Linked DNA regions of Homo sapiens: region 2 is linked to region 1. A link is an interaction called in ENCODE POLR2A ChIA-PET data of the cell type or tissue named here. Cell type or tissue: OCI-LY7. All regions are shown on one strand. Each heading gives the region's core, and the rest is flanking DNA. Links, peaks and the distances in the headings are about the cores only. Region 1 holds the start of MORN3 (MORN repeat containing 3). Region 2 overlaps CLIP1 (CAP-Gly domain containing linker protein 1).

Region 1 (16,336 bases), core at 4,371-12,370:
GGCTCCTCCCTCTTCCACTGTGGGTTTTTTGTTTTGTTTTTTTTTCCCTTGAGACAGGGTCTCCCGCCCAGGCTGGAATGCAGTGGCGCCGGATGATAGCTCACTGCAGTCCCGACCTCCTAGGATCAAGGCATCTTCCCACCTCAGCCTCCCGCGCAGCTGGGACTACAGGCCTGCGCCACCATGCCCAGCTAATTTTTTTTTTTTTTGTAGAGATAAGGTCTCACTATGGTTGCCCAGGCTGGTCTCCAACTCTCGGACTCATGTGATCCTCCCGCATCAGCTTCCCAACGTGCTGGGATTGCAGGCGGCAGCCCCCATGCCGCCAGGCCGGTCTTTGTTACTCAGCATCAAAACAACCTGGGCCGACTTTCATTTCCTGTCAACAGCTCAGGTGTTAGGACTACAGCCTCCTCCGGAGTAGAACCTATGTTCCCTAAACTGTGGGATGGAGGGTGATTTTAGGTTACACTGATGAGGTGTGAAGTAACACCCAATGACATCATAAGAAAGTTATTAGAGTCTGGGTTCTCTTGCAATTCTGAGTAAGCCAAGAGGAGTCAGTCTGGTGATTACATGGCATTAACACCTCTTTTAACATTTGCTAATCTTTTTTTTTTTTTTTGAGACGGAGTTTCACTCTTTTTGCCCAGGCTGAGTGCAGTGGCAGATCTCAGCTCTCACTGCAACATCCGCTTTCCGGTTTCAAGCGATTCTCCTGCCTCAGCCTCCCGAGTAGCTGGGATTACAGGCGTCGTCAACCACGCCCGGCTAATTTTTGTAGTTTGAGTAGAGACGCGGTTTCACTATGTTGGCCAGGCTGGTCTCGAACTCCCGACCTCGTGATCTGCCCACCTCGGCCTCCCAAAGTGCTGGGATTACAGGCGTGTGCCACCGCTCCCGGCCTTGCTAATTCCTATTTTTAACAGAGACCTTGGAGCTCAGTCAACTCTAAGCCATAGCATCTAGCTAAGACTTAAATTGGTTCTTTCAGTGTTTTCATTTTTACATTTATTATTGCCTTAGGGTACCTGCTACTGGTTTTCTATTTATAATAATGATACGTAAAGTCTCCATTCTTCTAATTTTTTTTTTTTTTTGAGATGGAGTCTTGCTCTGTTGCCCAGGCTGGAGTGCAGTGGCGCGATCTCGGCTCATTGCAAGCTCCGCCTCCCGGGTCATGCCATTCTCCTGCCTCAGCCTCCCGAGTAGCTGGGACTACAGGCGCCCGCCACCACGCCCGGCTAATCTTTTGTATTTTTAGTAGAGACGGGGTTTCACCATGTTAGTCAGGATGGTCTCAATCTCCTGACCTCGTGATCCACCCGCCTCGGCCTCCCAAAGTGCTGGGATTACAGGCGTGAGCCACCGCGCCCAGTCTTTTTTTTTTTTTGAGACAGAGTCTCACTCTGTCTCGCCCAGGCTGGAGTGCAGTGGTGCAATCTCGGCTCACTGCAGCCTTCTCCTCCCTGGTTCAAGCGATTCTCCTGCCTCAGCCTCCCGAGTAGCTGGGATTACAGGCGCCCGCCACCACACCCAGCTAATTTTTGTATTTTTAGTACAGACAGGGTTTCGCCATGTTGGCCAGGCTGGTGTTGAACTCCTGACCTCGGGTGATCCATCCGCCTCGGCCTCCCAAAGTGCTGGGGATTACAGGCGTGAGCCACTGAGCCCGGCCTATTTTATTATTATTTTTTAAGACTGAGTCTTGCTCTGTCTCCCAACCTGTAGTGCAATGGTGCAATCTCGGCTCACTGCAACCTCCGCCTCCTGGATTCAAGCTGTTCTCATGCCTCAGCCTCCTGAGTAGCTGGGATTACAGGCGCGTACCACCAGGCCTGGCTAATTTTTGTATTTTTAGTAGAGACAAGGGTTCACCATGTTGACTAGGCTGGTCTCGAACTCCTGACCTCAGGTGATCCACCCGCCTCGGCCTCCCAAAGTGCTGGGATTACAGGCATGAGCCACTGCGCCTGGCCCTCCTTTTTTCAATATATGTATTGATTTTTTTAAAGTGAGTTAACTTATTTTTATTTTCTTCTTGAGAAAAGTTCTCACTCTGTCATCCAAGCTGGCGTGCAGCGGCATGATCTCGGCTTACTGCAACCTCTGCCAAGTGAGTTAATTTACATATAAAGATTAATAGTACATGTGATATTTGGAAATGGGAGAAGAAAAAATCCCAACGGCATAGAATTTAGGACCTGAGATTGTTTCCCCACTCCCAGCTTTTGCTCTGCCTATTTTCTTTGCCTGGAATTATTTTTCCCTACTCCTAGGTGTGATTGTCAAAATATGTAACCCATATTTTGGGTTCATATTTTGGATTCATATTTGGCTCAGTGGCTCATGCCTGTAATCCCAGCACTTGGAGAGGCTGAGGTGGATGGATCATTTGAGATCAGGAAATTGAGACCAACCTGCCCAGCATGGTGAAACCCCCGTCTCTACTAAAAATACAAAAATTAGCCAGGCGTGGTGGTGGGCGCCTGTAATACCAGCTACTTAGGAGGCTGAGGCACGAGAATCACTTGAACCCAGGAGGCAGAGGTTGTAGTAAGCCGAGATGGTGCCACTGCACTCCAGCCTGGGCAACAAAGCAAGATTCCATCTCTAAATAAATAAATAAATACATAAATAAATAAAAATATTTAGAAGACATAAAAAAAAAAATATATATATATATATATATGTATATATGACCGCCACCCCCTCCCTGGGGGCAGCTTCTCCCTGATGCCATCACAAACCCTCCTGCTCTACTGGTTTCCCTAGATTCCCAAGTAATTGTGCCATCAGACCCCCTGGGAGGGGGCCCCAGGAGAGGCAAGGGAGGGGCCAACCAAAGGTCAGTCCAGCACTAAAGGATCCCCACTAAGGGCTGTTCACCTGCCCCAGGGACTCAGAACACACATGACTCTCCCCACTTGAGCTCAGGATCCCGGCATTACACGGGGCGCGCTGAGCCCCAGATGTCCCTAACCCCTTTCCAGCACCCTCCAGCCTTGCAGAAGCAGCCACCATGCCAGTCTCTAAGTGCCCAAAAAAGTCGGAGTCCCTGTGGAAGGGGTGGGACCGGAAGGCCCAGAGGAACGGCCTGCGGAGCCAGGTATACGCTGTGAATGGCGACTACTATGTGGGCGAGTGGAAGGACAACGTGAAACACGGTGAGTGGGACTCCGGGACGGGCGGCCGGAGTGGGGTCAGAGCCACAGTGGGCAACAGGGCCAGGAAGGCAGAGTGCAGAGCTCACTGGGGACATGAGATGTGTCCCCAAGGCTCCCCCAGGGTGAGCGCTGGCCCAGGCCAGCTGGGGGCCTTCACATGCTGGGGCTTCTGAACAAACTCAGCCCTGACTTCAACTGAGTGAGGGTCTCAGGACCAGCAGTGGACAGAGGGTCTTGAGAAACTGGCCTGCCCCCGGGGCTCTGGGACCTAGGGGGCTCAGTTCCTGCCTTCTGAGACCTGGGTTAAGCACTGGGCTGGCTGGCAACAAGAAAAGCCACGCCCCTGAAGCCAGCTTGCAGTGGGGTTCTGGGCTTCGCATTCAGCTGTGATGCTCTGCAGAGGGCTGAGCGCCAGGCACAAGGGAGGACCCCCTACTCCATCCCACAAGGAGGAGCTGGGGCTCCAAGTCTGACCAGCAGGGGGCAAAGGGGTCCTGTTGATACAAACTAAATCCTGACTGGGGAAAAAAATAAAGAAAAAAGAGCTTTTATTTTAAAATGTGGCACTGCTGCTCACTCCAGTCTTGCAATTCCAGACTCTGTACTCTTTTTTTTTGAGGGGACAAGGTCTTGCTCTGTCTCAAAAAAACAGGCTGGAGTGCAGTGGTGCCTTCATAGCTCACTGCAGCCTCGAGATCCTGGGCTCAAGCAATCCTCCTGTCCAAGCCTCCTGAATTGCTGGGATTACAAGTGGGAGTCACTGTGCCTGGCTAGATTCTGTGCTCTTTTTATTTTTTTAGACGGAGTTTCACTCTTGTTGCCCACGCTGGAGTGCAATGGCACGATCTTGGCTCACCGCAACCTCTACCTCCCGAGTTCAGGCGATTCTCCTGCCTCAGCCTCCAGAGTAGCTGGGATTACAGGCATGTGCCACCACGCCTGGCTACTTTTGTATTTTTAGTAAGACGGGGTTTCTCCGTGTTGGTCAGGCTGGTCTTGAACTCCCGACCTCGAGTGATCCGCCCGCCTCGGCCTCCCAAAGTGCTGGGATTACAGGCGTTTAGCCACTGCGCCCAGCCCAATTCTGTGCTCTTAACCATCCTGCTCTCCTGCCTTGCTGGGTTAAGTGCTTTGCAGTCAAATAAACCTGGGTTAGGATCCCAGTTCCAGGCTGGGTGTGGTGGCTCACATCTGTAATCCCAGCACTTTGGGAGGCCGAGGCAGGCAGATCACCTGAGGTCAGGAGTTCAAGACCACCTTGGCCAATATGGTGAAATCCCATCTCTACTAAAAAAATACAAAAATGGGCCAGGTGGGGCTGGGCGTGGTGGATCACGCCTGTAATCCCAGCACTTTGGGAAGCCGAGGCGGGCGGATCATGAGGTCAGGAGATTGAGACCATCCTGGCTAACACAGTGAAACCCTGTCTCTACTAAAAATACAAAAAATTAGCTGGCTGTGGTAGTGGGCGCCTGTAGTCCCAGCTACTCGGGAGGCTGAGGCAGGAGAATGGCGTGAACCCAGGAGGCGGAGCTTGCAGTGAACCGAGATCTCGCCACTGCACTCCAGCCTGGGCGACAGAGCAAGACTCCGTCTCCAAAAAAAAAAGAAAAAAAAAAAGACTTGGAGGAGAGGGAGTAACTGAGTGGATGTTTGCAGGAACTAGCATAGAAGGTGGCAGGACCAGCTGGAGCAGAGAATATACCTGGGGTGTTCAAGGAACAGCCAGGAGGACGGTGTGGGTGAAACAGAGTGAGGAAGAGGAGGAGGTCAGAGAGGTTGCAGGCCGGGGACAGTGGCTCACACCTGTAATCCCAGCACTTTGAGAGGCCGAGGCAGGCAGATCACTTGAGGTCAGGAGTTCAACACCAGGCTGGCCAACATGGCAAAACCCCATCTCTACTAAAAATACAAAAAATTAGCTGGATCGAGTGGTGAACGCCTGTAATCCCAGCCACTAGGGAGGCTGAGGCAGGAGAATTGCTTGAACCCAGGAGGTGGAGGTTACAGTGAGCCAATATCATGCCACTGCACTCCAGCCTGGGTGCCAGAGCAAGACTCTGCCTCAAGATAAACAGTCCTGGCGCGGTCGCTTATGCCTGAAATCCCAGCACTTTGGGAGGCCGAGACAGGCATATCGCCTGAGGTCAGGAGTTCGAGACCAGCCTAGCCAACATGGTGAAACTCCGTCTCTACTAAAAATACAAAAATTAGACCAGACATGATGGCAGGCACCTGTAATCCCAGCTACTTGGGAGGCTGAGATAAGAGAATTGCTTGAACCTGGGAGGAGGAGGTTACAGTGAGCTGAGATTGCGCCATTGCACTCCAGCCAGGGAGTTTCCAAGAACGAATCTCCATCTCAAAAAAAAAAAAAAAAAAAAAAGAGGTTGTGGGTTAAAGAAGAAGGGTAGTCAGATCATATAGGACCCTGTCAGCCATGGTAAGAACTTTGGATTTGACTCTGTGACACAGGGAGGGTTTAGAGCATAGGAATGACATGATCTGATTCATGTCCCATAACACCCATGCTGGCTATTTAGTTGTGAATGAGGTGGGGGCAGGAAGACCCCTCAGAGGCCCTTGCAGACATCCAGGTGAGAGACATCCAGCAGGAGAACGAAGCACCCCATAAAAGCAAATTATTAGAAAGGCAGGAATGGAGCCATCCTCAGGGAAGGCTTAGGACAACTTCTCCATCTATCTGCTTCTCCCTGGCTGGCCTTTTTTCTCTCCTCCTGCAAGTATACCTCTGCATGATACACATGGCTGCCAGCATCTTAGTGACAGGATGGAGGAATCCTCTTCACTTCCTGATATAGTTTTGTCTTGTTTGAGACAGAGTTGTGCTCTGTCGCCCAGGATGGAGTGCAGTGCTGCGATCTCGGCTCACTGAAACCTCCACTTCCCAGGTTCAAGTGATTCTTGTACCTCAGCCTCCCAAGTAGCTGGGACTAAAGGCACACACCACCACGCCCAGCCAATTTTTGTATTTTCTGGTAGAGATGGGGATTCACTTGCCAGGTGCGGTAGCTCACGCCTGTAATCCCAGCTCTCAGGGAGGCAGAGGTGGGAGATAGCTTGAGCCCAGGAGTTCAAGGCCTGCTTGGGCAATATAGCGAGACCCCGTTCTCCACAAAAAGGAAGAAAAAAAAAGACAAATAAATAAATAAGTGAGACACGGATTCACCATGTTGGCCAGGCTGGTTTCGAATTCCTGACCTCAAGTGATCTGCCCACCTTGGCCTCCCAAAGTTCTGGGATTACAAGTGTGAGCCATCATGCCCAGCCTTTTCCCCTTATTTTCCTACTTGATAAGTTTTGGTTTGCCTCACTGTGTCCTGTGCAGACTCTCAGCTCTTCCATCCCCTGTATTAAATTTTCTCTATTTGAAATAACTAGCATTTCAAACTGTCCTAGGGTCTTCAGTGTTCCGACAACCAGCATCACTGCACTGCAGAAGACAGTGCAGTATGGTTTCTGTTGGGTCGTCTGGACCCCGAACCCTCAACTGATTCAGTCACCCAAACAGTAGCAGAAAATGCCAGGTCTTTTTTTTTTTTTTTTTTTTTTTGAGACAGAGTCTCATTCTGTCGCCCAGGCTGGAGTGCAATGGTGTGATCTCGGCTCACTGCAACTTCTGCCTCCCAGGTTCAAGCGATTATCCTGCCTCAGCCTCCTGAGTAGCTGGGATTACAGATGCACGCCACCAAGCCCAGCTAATTTTTGTATTTTCAGTAGAGACGAGGTTTCACCATGTTGGTTAGCTGGCCTCGAACTCCTGACCTCGTGATCCGCCCGCCTCAGCCTGCCAAAGTGCCGGGATTACAGGCGTGAGCCACCGCGCCCGGCCAAGACCTCGCGTTTTCTAATCCAAAAAATTAGCCGGGCGTGGTGGCGGGCGCCTGTAGTCCCAGCTACTGAGGAGGCTGAGGCAGGAGAATGGCGTGAACCTGGGAGGCGGAGCTTGCAGTGAGCCGAGATCGCGCCAGTGCACTCCAGCCTGGGCGACAGAGCGAGACACCGTCTCAAAAAAAAAAAAAAAAAAAAAAAAAAAAAAGGAAAGAAAAAGAAAACGCGAGATCTTAAAACCAGGTCTCAGGACTCCTATACGAGGTACTCCAGTACTGTTAGGCTAGGGACTTTCCCCAGCACAGGCCATATACTGTGCGTATCAACCCCTAACTCGACTGTTGGATGCCTCCTGCTCTCACTCTTCACCTTCTTCTAATAACAGGCCCCTGCTACCTTGGTCACAGAAATGAGCACGTAATCCAACTGGGCAAATCAAAAAATTGAGATGAGATTTTTCAAAATGGACTAGCAGAGAAAAAGCACCTTTCCCCTCTAATTCCCAGCCTATTGATTCCCATGTGTCTCCTGCATTTGCCTGCGGTAGGAGAGACTGAAGCCACCCACGGAAGGCATAGTCATGAGCATCCATCAGTGTCTTTTTTTTTTTTTTTTTGGTAGGGGCTACAAAAAAAAAAAAAAAAACAGGTTGTTTTCGCCTGTCCTGCCCCTCACTTCCTCCCGGTTTTATTTCCTTTAGGGACACCCCTCTCCCACTCTAAATCCCCAAGGTTCGGGTGGGCTGACTCCGCCCCCCTAGCAGGCCTAGCCAATCAATGTATTGGCTAGCCAATCACTCTGTTGCTCCTGGGTTCAAGCGATTCTCCTGCCTCCCAAGTAGCTGTGATTACAGGCACCTGCTACCATGCCCGGTTAATTTTTGTATCTTCAGTAGAGACGAGATTTCGCCATGTTGGCCAGGCTGGTCTCGAACTCCCGACCTCAAGTGATCCGCCCGCCTTGGCCTCCCAAAGTGCTGCGATTACAGGCGTGAGCCACCTCGCCCGGCTGCAACCATCATTTTCAAACCTCTTTGCCTTTACTCATGCAGTTCCCTGTGCCTGGACTGCCCTTCCTGGCCCCAACGTCACCCCCTCCAGGAAGTCTCTGAGTCCCCAGATTTGACCAAGTGCCCTTCTTCTGATATTGAAATCTCAGTGCCTACCTTCGTATATTGAAATTGAACTATGTGGGTATTCATCAGGCCTCTTTCATTTGCAAGAGGCAGAAATTCAACTCAGGAGGGCTTCAGTAATGCAAGTTCAGCCATGGTGGGATTCAGGGGCTTAATGTCACTGGAACTTGGCGTCTCCCTCCATGTCTCCATTTTGCTTTCCTCTGCGTTGAGTTCCTTCTTAAGTCAGCTTCCTCCCCTTGCAGGCCCGGGTGGGTGTGGTGGCCCAAATGGACTTACACGGAGTCTCATTGGACCAACTTGGGTCAGGTGGCCTGCACTGACCCAATCACAGCAGCCTGGTGGGTAGAATACACTGATTGGGTAGGCCTGCCAGGGGGCGGAGTCAGCCACCCAAACCTTGGGGGTTTAGAGTGGGAGAGTGGTGTCCCCAAAGGAAATAAAACCAGGAGGAAGTGAGGGGCAGGACAAACGCAAACAACCCAACAGCCCCTACAATGTGGTTGGGCCCTACCAGACCATGGGCTCCCCAAGGGCAAAAATAATAACAAAGGCTCCCATGATTTGAGAGAGGAAAAAAAAAATAAAAAAATAAAAAAAACCAATAAAGGCTAACATTGACATCGTATTTCCTACTTGTAGGCTCTAAGTGCTGTACACATATCCTGGAATCTAGTGATAAGAAACAACCCCATGAGATACTGTTTTTCTTTTCAGAAAATTAGAATGGTCCCGTAATTGCTCACAAATTGAATCTTTTCTCCCTCGGCTTTATTGCGGTATGATTGACAAAGAAAAATTGTATATACTTAAGATGTGTAGTAAGATATTTTCTTAAAAGTCTACATTTCGAAGGCCGGACGCAGTGGCTTACGCCTGTAATCCCAGCACTTTGGGAGGCTGAGATGGGTGGATCTCCTGAGGTCGTGAGTTGGAGACCAGCCTGGCCAACATGGGGAAACACCGTCTCTACTAAAAATACAAAATTAGCCAAACGTGGTGGCGCATGCCTGTAATCCCAGCTACTCAGGAGGCTGAGACAGGAGAATCGCTTGAACCCAGGAGGCGGAGGTTGCAGTGAGCCGAGATTGCACCGTTGCACTCCAGCCTGAGCAACAAGAATGAAACTCTGTCTCAAAAAAAAAAAAAAAAGTCTACATTTCGAAATTATTAGTACAATCAAAGTAATTAGCATATCCATCTCCTCACATTATTACCATTTTGTTTGTGTGTGGGGAGAACAATTAAGATCTATTCTCTTAGCAAATTTCAAGTACAGTATCCAATACACCAATACAGTATTAATATAGAACGATGCTGTACACCAGGTCTCCAGATCTTTGTTTTTGTTTTGTTTTGTCTTTTTGAGACGGAGTCCCGCTCTGTTGCCAGGCTGGAGGGCGGTGGTGCGATCTTGGATCACTGCAACCTCTGCCACCCGGGTTCAAATGATTCTCTTGCCTCCAACCTCCCAAGTAGCTGGGACTTTCACTATGTTGGCCAGGCTGTTCTTGAACTCCTGACCTCAGGTGATCTGCCCGCTTCAGCCTTCTAAAGTACTGAGATTACAGGTGTGAGCCATCATGCCCGGCGTTTTTTTTTTTTTTCAGTCTCACTCTTGCCCAGCCTGAAGTGCAGTGTTGCGATCTCGGCTCACTACAACCTCCGCCTCCTGGTTCAAGAGATTCTCCAGCCTTAGCCTCCCCAGTAGCTAGAATTACAGGTGCTCACCACCATGCCCAGCTAATTTTTGTATTTTTAGTAGAGACGGGGTTTCACCATGTTGGCCAGGATGGTCTCGATCTCCTGACCTCATCATCCGCCTGCCTCGGCCTCCCAAAGTGCTGGGATTACAGACACGAGCCACCGCACCCGACCTGTTTGTTTTGAGACAGTCTCGCTCTGTCGTCCAGGCTGGAGTGCAGTGGCGCAATCTCACTCACTGCAACCTCTGCCTCTGACGTTCAAGCAATTCTCCTACCTCAACCTACTGAGTAGCTGGGATTATAGGCATGCGCCACCACACCAGGCTAATTTGTGTATATTTAGTAGAGACAGGGCTTAACCATGTTGCCCAGGCTAGTCTTGAACTTCTAGCCTCAAGTGATTTACCTGCCTCAGCCTCCCAAATTGCTGGGATTATAGGAGTGAGCCACTGTGCCCAGCCTTAGGTCTCCAAATCTTGTACATCTTGTAACAAAAAGTATGCACCCTTTGACAGAACATCTCCACATTTTCCCCACCCCACCAGCCCCTGCTAATTGCTATTTTACTGTTTCTATGAGTTTGACTTTTTAGATTCCACATATAAGTAAAATCATGCAGTATTTGTCTTTCTCTGCTTGGCTTATTTCACTTGGCATAATGTCCTCCAGATTCATCCATGTTGTCACAAATGGCACGTTTTCTTTCTTTCTTCCCTTCCTTCCTTCCTCCCTTCCTCCCTTCCTCCCTCCCTCTCTCCTTCTCTTTCTTTCTTTCACAGTCTCACTCTGTCGCCCAAGCTGGAGTGCAGTGGCGCCATCTCAGCTCACTGCAACCTCCACCTCCCAGATTCAAGTGATTCTCCTACCTCAGCCTCCAGAGTAGCTGGGATTACAGGCAAGCACCACCACGCCCAGCTAATTTTTGTATTTTTAGTAGAGACCAGGTTTCACTATGTTGGCCAGGCTGGTCTCAAACTCCTGACCTCAAGTGATCAGCGCGCCTCGGCCTCCCAAACTGCTGGGTTACAGGCGTGAGCCACTGCGCCCAGCCCCCCCATAAGATATTCTTATACCCATTTTACAGCTGAGATATCTGAGGCTCAGAGAGACCCAAAGAATTAACTTACTTGGTCAAGGTCACAAAGCTCAGAGGGATAATGTTGAATTTGTTCCTGGGTTACCAAGGACCCAGACATGAATTGACCAATATTGGTACTCCACAAATATTTTATTCATCGTTTTGTTAAATATGTATTAAGCTCGGTGTACTGGTGTGTGCTTGTATTCCCAGCTCGTCGAGAGGCTGAGAAGGGAGAATCTCTTTAGCTCAAGAGTTCAAGACCAGCCTGGGTAACATAGCAAGACCCCATCTCTAAAAAGAAAGAAATGCCTGGTGTGGTGCCTCATGCCTGTAATCCCAATACTTTGGGAAGCCTAGGCAGGAGGACTGCTTGAGCCCAGTAGTTTGAGACCAGCCTGGGCAACATAGAGAGACTCTGCCTCTATAAAATTTTTTTAAAAAATTAGCCAGGTGTAGTGGCATGCACCTGTGGTCTCAGCTACTCAGGAGGCTGAGGCAGAAGGATCATTTGAGCCTGGGTGGTTGAGGCTGCAGCGAGCTGTGTACGTCAGCATAGCCAACACAGCCAGATCCTGTCTAAAAAAAAGAAAGAAAAAGGCCAGGCGCGGTGGCTCACGCCTGTAATCCTAGCACTTTGGGAAGCCGAGGCGGACAGATCACCTAAGGTCGGGAGTTCGAGACCAGCCTGACCAACATGGAGAGACCCCCGTCTCTACTGAAAATACAAAATTAGCCAGGCGTGCTGGTGCATTCCTGTAATCCCAGCTACTTGGGGGGATGAGGTGGAAGAATTGCTTGTACCTGAGAGGTGGAAGTTGCAGTGAGCCGAGATCGTGCCATTGCACTCCAGCCCAGGCAACGATAGCAAAACTCCGTCTTAAAAAAAAAAAAAAAGAAAGAAAGAAAGAAAAAAAAAGGCCGGGTGCGGTGGCTCATGCCTGCAATCCCAGTATTATGGGTGGCCAAGGCAGACGGATCACGATGTCAGGAGTTAGAGACCAGCCTGGCCAATATGGTAAAACCCCGTCTCTACTAAAAATACAAAAATTAGCTGGGCATGGTGGCGGGCACCTGTAATTCTAGCTACTGGGGTGGCTAAGGCAGGAGAATCTCTTGAACCAGGAGGCGGAGGTTGCAGTGAGCCGAGATCGCAACACTGCACTTCAGCCTGGGCAACACAGCAAGACTCTGTCTCAAAAAAAAAAAAAAGAAAGAAAGAAAGAAAAAAAAAGAGAAAACAGTAAATTAGCAGGTATTAGTCACCTACAACATGCCAGGAACAGTTTGTTTGTTTGTTTGTTTGATTTTGAGATGGAGTTTCGCTCGTCTCCCAGGCTGGAGTGCAATGACGTCATCTCGGCTCACTGCAACGACGTCATCTCGGCTCACTGCAACCCACGCCTCCCAGGTTCAAGAGATTCTCATGCCTCAGCTTCCTGAGTAGCTGGGATTACAGGCGCCTGCCACCACGCCTGGCTAATTTTTGTATTTTTAGTAGACACAGGGTTTCGCCATTTTGGTCAGGCTGGTCTCGAACTCCTGACCTCAGGTGATCCACCCGCCTCAGCCTCCCAAAGTGCTGGGATTACAGGCTCGAGCCACTGCACCCAGCCTCCAGGCACAGTTTTTCAGTGCAGGGAACAAAACAGACCAAAGTCTGTGCCCTCCTGCAGCTCACATTCTCCTGGAAAAGACAGGCATGCGACACTAATCAACAAATAAGAGAATTACCTCTGGCCGGACGCAGTGGCTCACGCCTGTAATCCCAGCACTTTGGGAGACCGAGGTGGGCATATCACTTGAGGTCAGGAGTTTCAGACCTGCCTGGCCAACATGGAACCCCATCTTTACTAAAACACAAAATTAGCTAAGTGTGTTGGCGCACACCTGTAGTCCTAGCTACTCTGGAGGCTGAGGCAGGAGTATCTCCTGAACCCGGGAGGCAGAGGTTGCAGTGAGCTGAGATCGCGCCACTGCACTCCAGCCTGGGCGACAGAGTGAGACACTGCCTCAAAAAAAAAAAAGAAAGAAAGAAAGAAAGAAAGAAATGGAACTTTCCTGGCCTTCTCCTGGGTACTTGGTGTCTAGGATGATGCGCAGAGCCTGTCCCAGCTCTCTAGATTCGTCTAGTTGGGGGCCCCTGAGGCTCAGGCAGGCACACCACCCCCACCCCCCGGCGGCCATGTCTGCAGCATTGCCCATCTGTGTGTCACCAGGGAAAGGAACACAGGTCTGGAAGAAGAAAGGAGCCATCTATGAGGGGGACTGGAAGTTTGGGAAGCGAGACGGCTACGGCACCCTCAGCCTTCCTGACCAACAGACAGGAAAGTGCAGGAGAGTCTACTCAGGCTGGTGGAAAGGTGATAAGAAATCGGTGAGCAGGCCTGCCAGCCGGGGTGTGTGTGTGTGTGTGTGTGTGTGTGTGTGCGCGCGTGTGTGTTTAGGGGAAGCCGAGAGAGGCCTGGGAGAAAAGAGAGGGGAGGTCTACAGGGAGGAGGACAGGGTTGTGCTGCTCGTGGGAGAAGGAAGGGGTGGGGGAATTGCAAAGTTTCTCAGAACAAAACCCAGGAAACAGGAAGCAACAGAAGGCCAGGGAGGAGCCCACGAAACCCTGCGGTTGCGAGGAGCCAGCCAGGCTTGTGGGGACGAAGTCGCCTCCACCCTTTTCCCCCTCGTTTCCTGGCTTTCTTTTCCCCAGGTATCACTTTCTGAGAATCCCCTTTCTGCTGGGCCTGAATAAAAGGGAGGTAGGAAAAGTGGGAGCAAGAGAGCAGGGGACAGGAGAGGAGGGTCCCGGGGGGCCGAAGCCAGCCAGAGGCGCGTGCTCAGCCCGGAAACACCCAAGCTGGGCACAGGTTCCCTCCATCTACTCCCACAAGTGTGGAGGAATCCTCACCATCAGTCCCAGAGACACTAATAATAAACAGTATTGCAACTGAGCAACTGCTACTGTGAGCCTGAAACACATATTTAAAACTTTTTTTTTTTTTTTTTTTTTTGAGAGGGAGTCTCATCCTGCCGCCCAGGCTGGAGTGCAGTGGCGCCATCTTGGCTCACTGCGAGCTCCGCCTCCCGGGTTCACGCCATTCTCCTGCCTCAGCTTCCCAGGTTGCTGGGACTACAGGCGCCCGCCACCACGCCCGGCTAATTTTTTGTATTTTCAGTAAAGACGGGGTTTCACCGTGTTAGCCAGGATGGTCTCCATCCCCTGACCTCGTGATCCGCCCGCCTCGGCCTTCCAAAGTGCTGGGATTACAGGCGTGAGCCACCGCGCCCGGCCTGAAACACATTTAATATTCAGTTAACTCTCACAGCAACAGCTCATCATCATCATCATCTTCATGCCCATTTTATTGATAAGCAAACAAGCTCGAAGAGATGAGGTGTCTTGTAACTGCCCAAGGGGTTCACCTTGCCGGTGCCTGGCCTTGAGTTGTATTATTACTCAAATCAGTCTCCCCGAACATTCCAGCAGCAGAGTTTTTAAGGATAACTTGGTGGGTGGGGGAAAGACAGTGAACCAGGAGTGCTGATTGGTCAGAGATAAAATCATAGGGAGTCAAAGCTGTCTTCTTGCTCCCCAGACAGAGCCGATTCATCAAGACGGGAATTGCAATAGAGAAAGAGTAATTAACACAGAACTGGCTGTGTGGGAGACCTGAGTTTTATTATTATTATTATTAATTTATTTATTTTTTGAGATGGAGTTTCGCTCTTGTCGCCACGCTGGAGTGCAATGGTGTGATCTCGGCTCACCGCAACCTCCGCCTCCTGGGTTCAAGCGATTCTCCTGCCTCAGTCTCCCGAGTAGCTGGGATTACAGGCATGTGGTACCACACACTGCTAATTTTGTATTTTTAGTAGAGACAGAGTTTCTCCATATTGGCCAGGCTGGTCTCGAACTCCCGACCTCAGGTGATCCGCCAGCCTGGGCCTCCCAAAGTGCTAAGATTACGGGCATGAGCCACCGCGCCTGGCCCTGGGTTGTATTATTACTCAAATCAGTCTCCCGGAACATTCTGGCTGCAGAGTTTTTAAGGATAACTTGGTGGGTGGGGGAAAGAGTAAGCCAGGCGTGCTGATTGGTCAGAGATAAAATCACAGGGAGTCAAAGCTGTCTTCTTGCCCTGAGTCAGTTCCTAGGTGGGGAGCCACAAGATCACATAAATCAGTTTATTGATTTGGGTAGTGCCAGCTGATCCATCAAGTGCAAGGTCTGCAAAATATCTTAAGCATTGATCTTAGGAGCAGTTTAGTGAGGATCAGAATCTTGTAGCTTCCAGCTGCATGACTCCTAAACCATAATTTATAATCTTGTAGCTAATGTTAATCCTACAAAGGCAATCTAGTCCCCAGGCAAGAAGGAGGTCTTCGGGAAAGGGCTGTTACTGTCTTTGTTTAAACTATAAACTATAAGTTTCTCCCAAAGTTAGTTCAGCTTAAGCCCAGGAATGGACATGGACAGCTTAGAGGTTAGAAGCAAGATGGAGTCAGTTAAATTAAATCTCTTTCACTGTCTCAGTCATAATTTTGCAAAGGCAGTTTCAGTCTTGCCTGGAGTCACACAGCTAGCAAGTGGTAGAGCCCAGGGTTTCATGTTCTCTGCTCCCAAATTGTTTATTGGCAAGTAGGAAGAGAAAGCCCTGAATAACCAATTTACGTAGAATATGGTATTAGGAGGGATGTTTTCACAGGGTGCCCAGAGGAAGGTCATCAAGCCCAGCCTAGAGAATTCAGGACAGAAGGCTAAGCACAATGGCTCACGCCTGTAATCCCAGCAATTTGGGAGGCAGACAGGGGTGTATCACTTGAGGTCAGGAGTTCGAGACTAGCCTGGCCAACATGGTGAAACCCCCGTCTCTACTAAATAAAAAACACAAAAAAAATTAGCCGGGCATAGTGGTGTGTACCTGTAGTCCCAGCTAGGGAGACGGAGACATTAGAATCGCTTGAAGCCAGGAGGCAGAGGTGGCAGTGAACCGAGATCACGCCACTGCACTTCAGCCTGGGCAACAGAGTGAGACTCCATCTCAAAATAAATAAATAAATAAATAAAACTATATAATAATAATAATTAGCTAGATGTTGTGGTGCACATCTGTAGTCCCAACTTTTCAAAAGGCTGAGGCAGGAGGATTGCTTGATCTCAGGAGGCTGAGGTTATAGTGAGCTATGGTGGTGCCACTACACTCCAGCCTGGACAACAGAGCAAGACTTGTCTCAAAAAGAGGGAATTCAGGGCAGGCTTCCTGTAGGAGGTGACACTAAAAGATGCTAGGAGTTAGCCAGGAAGAAAAAAAAGGGAGAAAGATGGGAGGCAAAAAAATAGCAAAGGGAACGAGATGTAAAACAGCAGAGTGTGTCTGCCCTGGGACAGGAGTGAGGAGAAGAGTTG
Region 2 (8,000 bases), core at 1-8,000, 670 kb before region 1:
TATGGTTTCATCTGAGGAGATTAGAGAAAATAATGGCTCAACCATGTGAATTTATTTTGGTTGCCTGTTATCTGGGTACCTGATCTATTTATCTCTGGGCTATGCTGTGACTTCTAATTTAAGCTTAGCTCCAGTCTATAATCTGTTTAAAATAAAGAATGCCCTAACACTATGGTGTTAAGATGAATGAATGAACAGAAACTCAAAAGATCGGCCAGGCGCAGTGGCTCACGCCTGTAATCCCAGCACTTTGGGAGGCTGAGGCAGGTGATCACCTGAGGTCAGGAGTTCGAGATCAGCCTGGCCAACATAGTGAAACCCCATCTCTACTAAAAATACAAAATTAGCCTGGCATGGTGGCGGACACCTGTAATCCCAGCTACCCAGGAGGCTGAGGCAGGAGAATCACTTGAACAACCCGGGAGGCGGAGGTTGCAGTGACCTGAGATTATTCCACTGCACTCCAGCCTGGGAGACAGAGCAAGACTCTGTCTAAAGGAAAAAAAAAAAAAAAGCTTAAAAGATCATCTCCTCCTCTTCTAACCACATATAGTCAGGTGCCACATAATGATGTTTCAATCAACAATGGACCACATAAACAAAGGCGGTTCCATAAGATTGTAATATGGTATCTTTACCTTTTGTATGTTTAAATATGCTTTGATACACAAATACTTAGCATTGTGTTACAGTTGCCTACAACATTCAGTACAGTAACATTTTATACAGGTTTATAGTATAGGAACAATAGGCTGTGCCACGTAGCCCAGGTGTGTAGTAGACTATACCTTCTAGGTGTGTGTAAGTGCACCCTGTGATGTCCCCACAACAATGAAATGCCTAATGATGCATTTCTCATAAGATATCCTGGTTCTTAAGCAATGCATGACTGTAATTGCTTATCTATAGGGTTATGTATAAAAACAGACTGAATTCAGTGCTTCTTGACTATTATAAATTAACATGTTGGCCGGGCAAGGTGGCTCATGCCTGTAATCCCAGTGCTTTGGGAGGCTGAGGCAGGCGGATCAGTTGAGGTCAGGAGTTTGAGTCCAGCCTGGCCCCTGTCTACTAAAAATACAAAAATTAGCCAGGTGTGGTGGTGTGCGTCTGTAGTCCCAGCTACTCAGGAGGCTGAGGCACAAGAATTGCTTGAACCCGGGAGGTGGAGGTGGCAGTGAGCTGAGATCGTGCCACTGTACCCCATCCTGGGCGACAGAGCAAGACTCCATCTCCAAAAAACAAAAAAAAACCCATGCTGTGATAAATAACATTCACAGCAAAATTAAGGGTAAGAGCTTGGAGCCCTTTGCATGGCAGAAATCTCATTGGAGTTTTTTTCTGTGGCATAATGAGAACATGATCTGTCCCCTCCTTTTCTGGGGGAAATACTGAACAAGTGTGCATGTGGTCAAGGCTTAGGAAATTACGTGAAACATTCGCCAGCTGCATTCCTTACTAACTAGCCTTGTTAAATGTCATCTTTATCTTTAAAGGTGGTTCGAGGAATTGTTTCCCAGTCCTGCCACTAGTTGAGGCACTGGTATTGATGCTCAATGTTCTGAACTTTTTTGTGGGAGAAGCTGCTCTATTGGCAAAGAAGGAAGGGTTGTGATGGTTAAATGGGGTGAGGTGAGGACTGACAAACAGCAAAAAATTGCTAACTAACCATAGTCGAAGATGACAAACTGGTTACAGGAAATTTTTCTCAAATCTCCTCATGTGGTTCCGAAATACTAATCAAAACACAAAAATTAATTAGAAGATAATATTTAGCTAATGCTAGTTTACTTTTTAACATCAAGATTTCATGAAAGCCAAGTTCTAATGACTATTGTCCAGTGGATTTTTTTGTTTTGTTTTGTTCTGTTTTTTTGAGACAGTCTCACTCTGTTGCGCAGGCTGGAGTGCAGTGGCACAATCTCGAGTCACTGCAACCTCCACCTCCCAGGTTCAAGCGATTCTCCTGCCTCAGCCTCCCGAGTAGCCAGGATTACAGGCGCCCGCCATCATGCCTGGCTCATTTTTGTATTTTTAATAGAGAGAGGGTTTCACCATGTTGGCCAGGGTGGTCTCGAACTCCTGACCTCAAGTGATCCACTGACCTCGGCCTCCCAAAGTGCTGGGATTATAGGCTTCAGCCACTGCACCTTGCCTGTCCAGTGGATTTTTAAATTTTATTTAAATGTCAAACTACTTTAAGCATATACACAAATAGAGAAAATAATGTAGACCACATATATTCGCATCTTAAGGTTTTTGTTTTTATTTATTTATTTTTTAAGACAGAGTCTCGTTCTGTCACCCTCACTGCAGCCTCCGCCTCCCAGGCTCAAGGGATTCTCCTGCTTCAGCTTCCCCAGTAGCTGGGATCACAGGTGTGTGCCACCACGCCTGGCTAATTTTTGTATTTTTAGTAGAGACAGGATTTCACCACGTTGGCCGGGCTGGTCTTGAACTCCTGACCTCAGCTGAGATCTGCTGACCTCGGCCTCCCAATGTGCTGGGATAACAGGTGTGAGCCACTGTGCCTGGCCTTAAGGTTTTTTGGTTTTGGTTTTGTTTTTTTTTTTTTTGAGACAGAGTCTCGCTCTGTGGCCCAGGCTGGAGTGCAGTGGCATGATCTCGGCTCACTGTAGCCTCCACCTCCCAGGTTCAAGCGATTCTCCTGCCTCAGCCTCCTGAGTAGCTGGGACTACAGGTGCGTGCCACCACGCCTGGCTAATTTTTTATATTTTTAGTAGAGATGGGGTTTCACCATGTTGGCCAGGATGGCCTCGATCTCCTGACTTCGTGATCCGCCCACCTCTGCCTCCCAAAGTGCTGGGATTACAGGCGTGAGCCACCGTGACCAGCCAAGGTTTTTAAAGTCTAGGAAATGAAATTGCTCAAGTAGCTCATTTAGAAAGTAAGCATCCACACCTTCTGCTTTAGATCATGCTGATACTCCAAGTTACAATGAAGTATAGAAAAATAGTCTATTTTGACTATTTAAAAATAGTCTCTGGGCACAGTGGCTCATGCCTCTAATCCCAGCACTTTGAGAGTCCAAAATAAGAGGATTGCTTGGGTCTAGGAGTTTGAGACCAGCCTGGGCAGCATGGTGAGACCCCATCTCTCTTTTCTTTCTTTTTTTTTTTTTTTTGAGGCAGAGTCCCACTGTGTCACCCAGACTGGAGTGCAGTGGTCTGGTCTCGGCTCACCCAACCTCCGCCTCCCAGGCTCAAGCGATTCTTCTGCCTCAGCCTCCCAAGTAGCGGGATTACAGGAGCGTGCCACCATGCCCAGTTAATTTTTGTATTTTTAGTAGAGATAGGGTTTCACCATATTGGCCAGGCTGGTGTTGAACTCCTGACCTCAAATGATCCACTTGCCTCAGCCTCCCAAAGTGTTGGGATTACAGGCATTAGCCACCGAGCCCAGCCAGAGACCCCATCTGTAAAAAAATTTTTTAAACATTAGCTGTAGTGGCACGTGCCTGTAATCTCCGCTGCTTAGGAGGCTGGTGCTGGAAGATCACTTGAACTCAGGAGTTCTAAGGCTGCAGTGAGCCATGATCACACCACTGCACTCTAGCCTGGGTGACAGGGGAGACCCTGTGTCAGAAAGAAAGAGAAAAAAAAAAAAACACAAAAATAGCCATTAGGAAATCATATCATAGAACTGATTGTTTGAAAAGTCATTGACTTCTTAGAATTAAAAACCAACACCAAATTTGTATTCCTTTCAGTTTTGTTTTATGTTTCTCATAAGTTTTTTACATTTGTTTATTTTTTTCTTCTCATTCTCTTTTGTTTTCCTTTTGTTCATTTGCTTCTATACCATGTAACACTGTGTGTTAGGCTAGTAGCATTACCAGAGAGCTCCAGGGGAGAGAGCTAAAGCTTACTAACCTTCAGGAAAATTTGAGTGAAGTCAGTCAAGTGAAAGAGACTTTGGAAAAAGAACTTCAGATTTTGGTAAGTACCTGTTGGGAATCTGAATCTCAGGGTTTCTGGCCATTTCCTGTTTTAAAAAATCCTCCAGTAAGAAATATTGTAGCTGTTTCCTTTCTCTTTCTAAGTGTTGATTCAACTTGAGTGTATTAGTTATTGGCTGATAAATATTGTCCTTTGAGGGGAATCGGATCAAACCCAAACAACAAAGGTAGGTATTACTTTTTTTTTTTTTTTTTTTTAATCTATCCCTTCGCCTTTGGTAACGCACTGCTTTGAAATGTTATTGACTACTTAGTTTTACTAAACACAGAGCCCTTCCAAGTTATACATCGAACACAGTTAGGTTTCATATTGAATGAGGCCCCTTCATATTGAATGAGGCCCCTAAACTGTGATTATCAGGGCAGTAGCTGTACTGGGCCGTAGGCGCCCTCTGTTGGCGAGGCAGGATGCTTGCTGTCTAATTAAATAAATTAAAATAAATCTAACTCAGTTTATTCCATCTCAGAAAATTACCTTCCCTTTTATATGTTTTCTCTTTCCTTAATCTCAAGTTGTATGGCATATGTATATTTTTTACCTTTTCTCAACTCTGTTCCTTCCTACTTGCCTCCTGCACTGAAAACCCGAGTTTAAACAAGGCTGATACTCATGAGTAGTGCCAGTGGTACCCACCCACATGCCATGGAAAGAAAAGCCAGAGGCTTATGGAGAAACTAGACGAGGTATATGTGCCACGCAGGGTCAGCTGTCCCAGGTCCTCCACATCCCTTCCTCTTCGCTGTTCATTACACTTCTGTGCTATTAACAGTGTGAATTAACGTGTGTGATCTTTTTTTTTTTTTTGAGACAGAGTCTTGTTCTGTTGCCCAGGTTGGAGTGCAGTGGCGCGATCTCGGCTCACTGCAGCCTCTGCCTCCCAGGTTCAAGAAATTCTCCTGCCTCAGCCTCTTGAGTAGCTGGGATTACAGGCGCCTGTTACCACGACTGGCTAATTTTTGTATTTTTAGTAGAGATGGGGTTTCTCCATGTTGGCCAGGCTGGTCTTGAACGACTGACCTCAAGTGATCTGCCCTCCTCGGCCTCCCAAAGTGCTGGGATTATAGGCGTGAGCTACTGCGCCCAGCCTGGTGTCCTTTAAGAAAATGTTTTGAGTTCATTGCTTCTCTGCCCTCCTCCCAAGCTTTTAGGATGCCTTGCCTTTTTTTTTTTCCCCCTAAGTTAGAGTATCCTTCCGTATATCTTAGGACAAGACATGCCACCTTGAGTCTGGCTGTGGGATGGCACAGGGGGCAGCCTGTGGGCTTGGATGCACTGTGGCCCCTGCACCATCTTTTCATAATCCTATCTAGTTAGAAATACTCATGTAACAACCTTCTTGATGTAGCTAGCTCGAAGTTCATCTCAGGACAACCAGGAGAGTGATTTTTAGCTTGGCCTATTGTCATGTTTAGAAAAGACCTTGAACTGTAAGTGACTTATGGGCCTTTTCAGTTTCAAAAGTAGCGACACAGACCTAGATTCAAGATATTAGATTACTCTCAGAAATAACAAACTTCAGAGCTTTGTTCACCATTTCACACAGATTTCTGAAGAGAAGGTCTGCTGTTTGAGAGGTGGCAACATGAAGCATGCACGTGCACCCTATGTATACACGCACATGCATGTACTTACCTAAGTACGAACATGCCTACATGGGCATGCTGGTGAACCTGCCTTCCCACATGTCCATACACACACATGCAAACTGCACTCTTTTGTGTGTATACATGCACATGTTTATGACCCACATGTAGTAATTGGTGTCATATGTTTGAGGTGTATTAGTTTTAATAAAACAAGACCAGCAACAAAAAGTAGACAGTATCGTAGTTATAATTGATAGAAACTTCTTGTCTTTACAATTTGAAATCTTTCTGTTCAGAATCTCTCATTCTTTTTCTTTAGAAAGAAAAGTTTGCTGAAGCTTCAGAGGAGGCAGTCTCTGTTCAGAGAAGTATGCAAGGTATGTCTTACCAGAGCGTGTGCAGATTGCTTTAAAAAATATCATTCTTTCATACTGGAGCTGACCTGTGGAGTGCACAGAGTTACACTGCTCGTAGCCTAATTTCACTCTCCTGGAAGTTCCTGCCGTGCTCAGAAAGACTGGCTTCCATTGGTTTCCTGAAGCCTCAAACTCCCAATTTTTTCTTCTTTTAGCTTAAGGCTTGTTCTGTATTAAAATGTAAGTATTCCTGGGAAGAGTGTTATTTATGCTTTCATCATTGATAGCTTTATTGAGTTTTAACTGGAAGGAGGAAAGAGAGATGAGTGGAAAGGGCCTGATGCCTGTCTGAAGTACTGATTCAGGGAGGCCAGAGACAGCGGCAGACCTGCTTCTTTCAGGCTGGACACAGCCATGTGATTTGTAAGGGGACTTTTTAGTATTCCTGTGTTCTCAGATCTCTTGAGCATAATATTTGACTGGGTTGTAAGACAGCCAAGCTCCAGATAGCTTATTAAATATGAAACATATTAAACTTCTAACTTTTATCCTAAATAGAAACTGTAAATAAGTTACACCAAAAGGAGGAACAGTTTAACATGCTGTCTTCTGACTTGGAGAAGCTGAGAGAAAACTTAGCAGGTAAGAAGACATCTCTGGTGACTAAACATTAAATACAGTAGGCTTTCCCGTATTCGAGACAGTTGTAGTATGTTACATAACAAATGTACTATTCAGGCATAGCCTCTTCACTCATCATGGTGATATAACAATGTGATGAAATACTTGTTTGAGATCTGTAACCTCCAGCAAGTCCTCTTTGCTCTGTTTTCACAAGAGCCAGAATCTACCACATCTCACCACTCCCACTGCTATCCTTGCTCCAAGCCAACGGCCATCTTTCATCTGAGCTACCCTGACAGCTGACCCTTGGGGCTCACTGCTGCTGCCTGTGCCGGCTTCGGTCTGTTCTCAACACAGCAGCCACAGCAATCCTTTTAATACGAAGTCAGATCATGTCGCTCCTCTCCTCAAGGTCATCCAGTGACTCCCATCCCACTCAGGGAAAGCCGTGATCCTTACACGATCAGGCCCTATTATCTCTCGGATTTCATCTGGGACCCCCTTCCCCTGTTCATTCCACTCCAACCACTTCAGCCTCCTTGTGGTGCTCAGACGTGGTGGGTGTTCCTTTCTCAGAGCCTGTGCACTTGCTTTTCCCCATTCCCTCACTTCCTTCAGGTTTTCCCTGAAATGTCAGCACCTCAGGGAAGCCCCATCTGAGATTCTAACCTCCTTCCCAGCTCCTTTGCCTGCATTTATTTTCCTTCCTCTTAGCACTTACCGCTATTAATTATATGATTTATTTTCGTTATCTTGCTTATTGTGTGCCTTCTTCACTAGAATGTGATTTTTATGAGGACAAGAATTGCTGTGTGAAAATATTACCAGAGCAAGAATACACTCAGTCAGTTTTTGTTGATATAACACAGCCGTGCTATTCTTTTTTTCTCTATATATTTAGATATGGAGGCAAAATTTAGAGAGAAAGATGAGAGAGAAGAGCAGCTGATAAAGGCAAAGGAAAAACTGGAAAATGACATTGCAGAAATAATGAAGATGTCAGGAGATAACTCTTCTCAGCTGACAAAAATGAACGATGAATTACGTCTGAAAGAAAGGTATATGTGACTGTTGAAAAGAGTGCTGACCTTAGGTTAGGCTCTGCGGCAAGCTCTAGGTGGGAGGGGAGACAAAATGTTTAGGATTGTTACGTTTTAAAGTTTCCCGTCTCTGTTCTTTTCTGTTATTACCTCATTGTGTCCTTGAATCAACTATTTAACCTTCTAAAATGGATTTTACCTATCTTACTTGTCAAGAACAACAGAATTAAGGAATACAATACTATTTATAGACCTTTTGGTGACTTGTAAAGAAAAGATAATAAGGCCGGGTGCGGTGGCTCATGCCTGTAATCCCAGCACTTTGAGAGGCCGAGGTGGGCGGATCACTTGAGGTCAGGAGTTCGAGGCCAACCTGGCCAACATGGCGAAACCTTGTCTCCACTAAAAATACAA

Evidence for each region. ChIA-PET counts read pairs that join two places held together with the same protein. Peaks named below come from ENCODE experiments on the same cell type or tissue, not always from the same donor. Only the 100,000 strongest peaks of a DNase experiment are listed, where the experiment ranks them.
Region 2: POLR2A ChIA-PET joins it to region 1 with 5 read pairs; 1 of 35 experiments calls an interaction of 5 or more read pairs at or near these places.

What each region holds. Positions count from the first base shown.
Region 1 is chr12:121,656,170-121,672,505 of GRCh38, reverse strand. MORN3 (MORN repeat containing 3) reads left to right here and starts at 2,852. Exons shown (of 6, transcript NM_173855.5): 1 at 2,852-3,167; 2 at 13,158-13,315. The coding sequence starts at 3,023. LOC105370034 (a long non-coding RNA gene) reads right to left here and starts at 8,382. Exons shown (of 3, transcript XR_001749356.2): 1 at 8,185-8,382. RefSeq lists enhancers at 126-225, 1-715, 8,030-8,299, 8,013-8,552 and a silencer at 8,470-8,519. In OCI-LY7, for the core only: no CTCF peak of the experiment used is centred there; a DNase peak (open chromatin) is centred at 8,445; H3K4me3 peaks cover 1,571 bases; H3K27ac peaks cover 1,806 bases.
Region 2 is chr12:122,332,591-122,340,590 of GRCh38, reverse strand. It overlaps CLIP1 (CAP-Gly domain containing linker protein 1), which reads left to right. Exons shown (of 26, transcript NM_001247997.2): 12 at 3,843-3,959; 13 at 5,886-5,943; 14 at 6,481-6,564; 15 at 7,448-7,604. Among named protein-coding and RNA genes, the nearest start is that of CLIP1-AS1, 59 kb to the left of the region's middle. In OCI-LY7, for the core only: CTCF peaks have their summits at 4,141 and 4,369 (motif pointing left); a DNase peak (open chromatin) is centred at 4,350.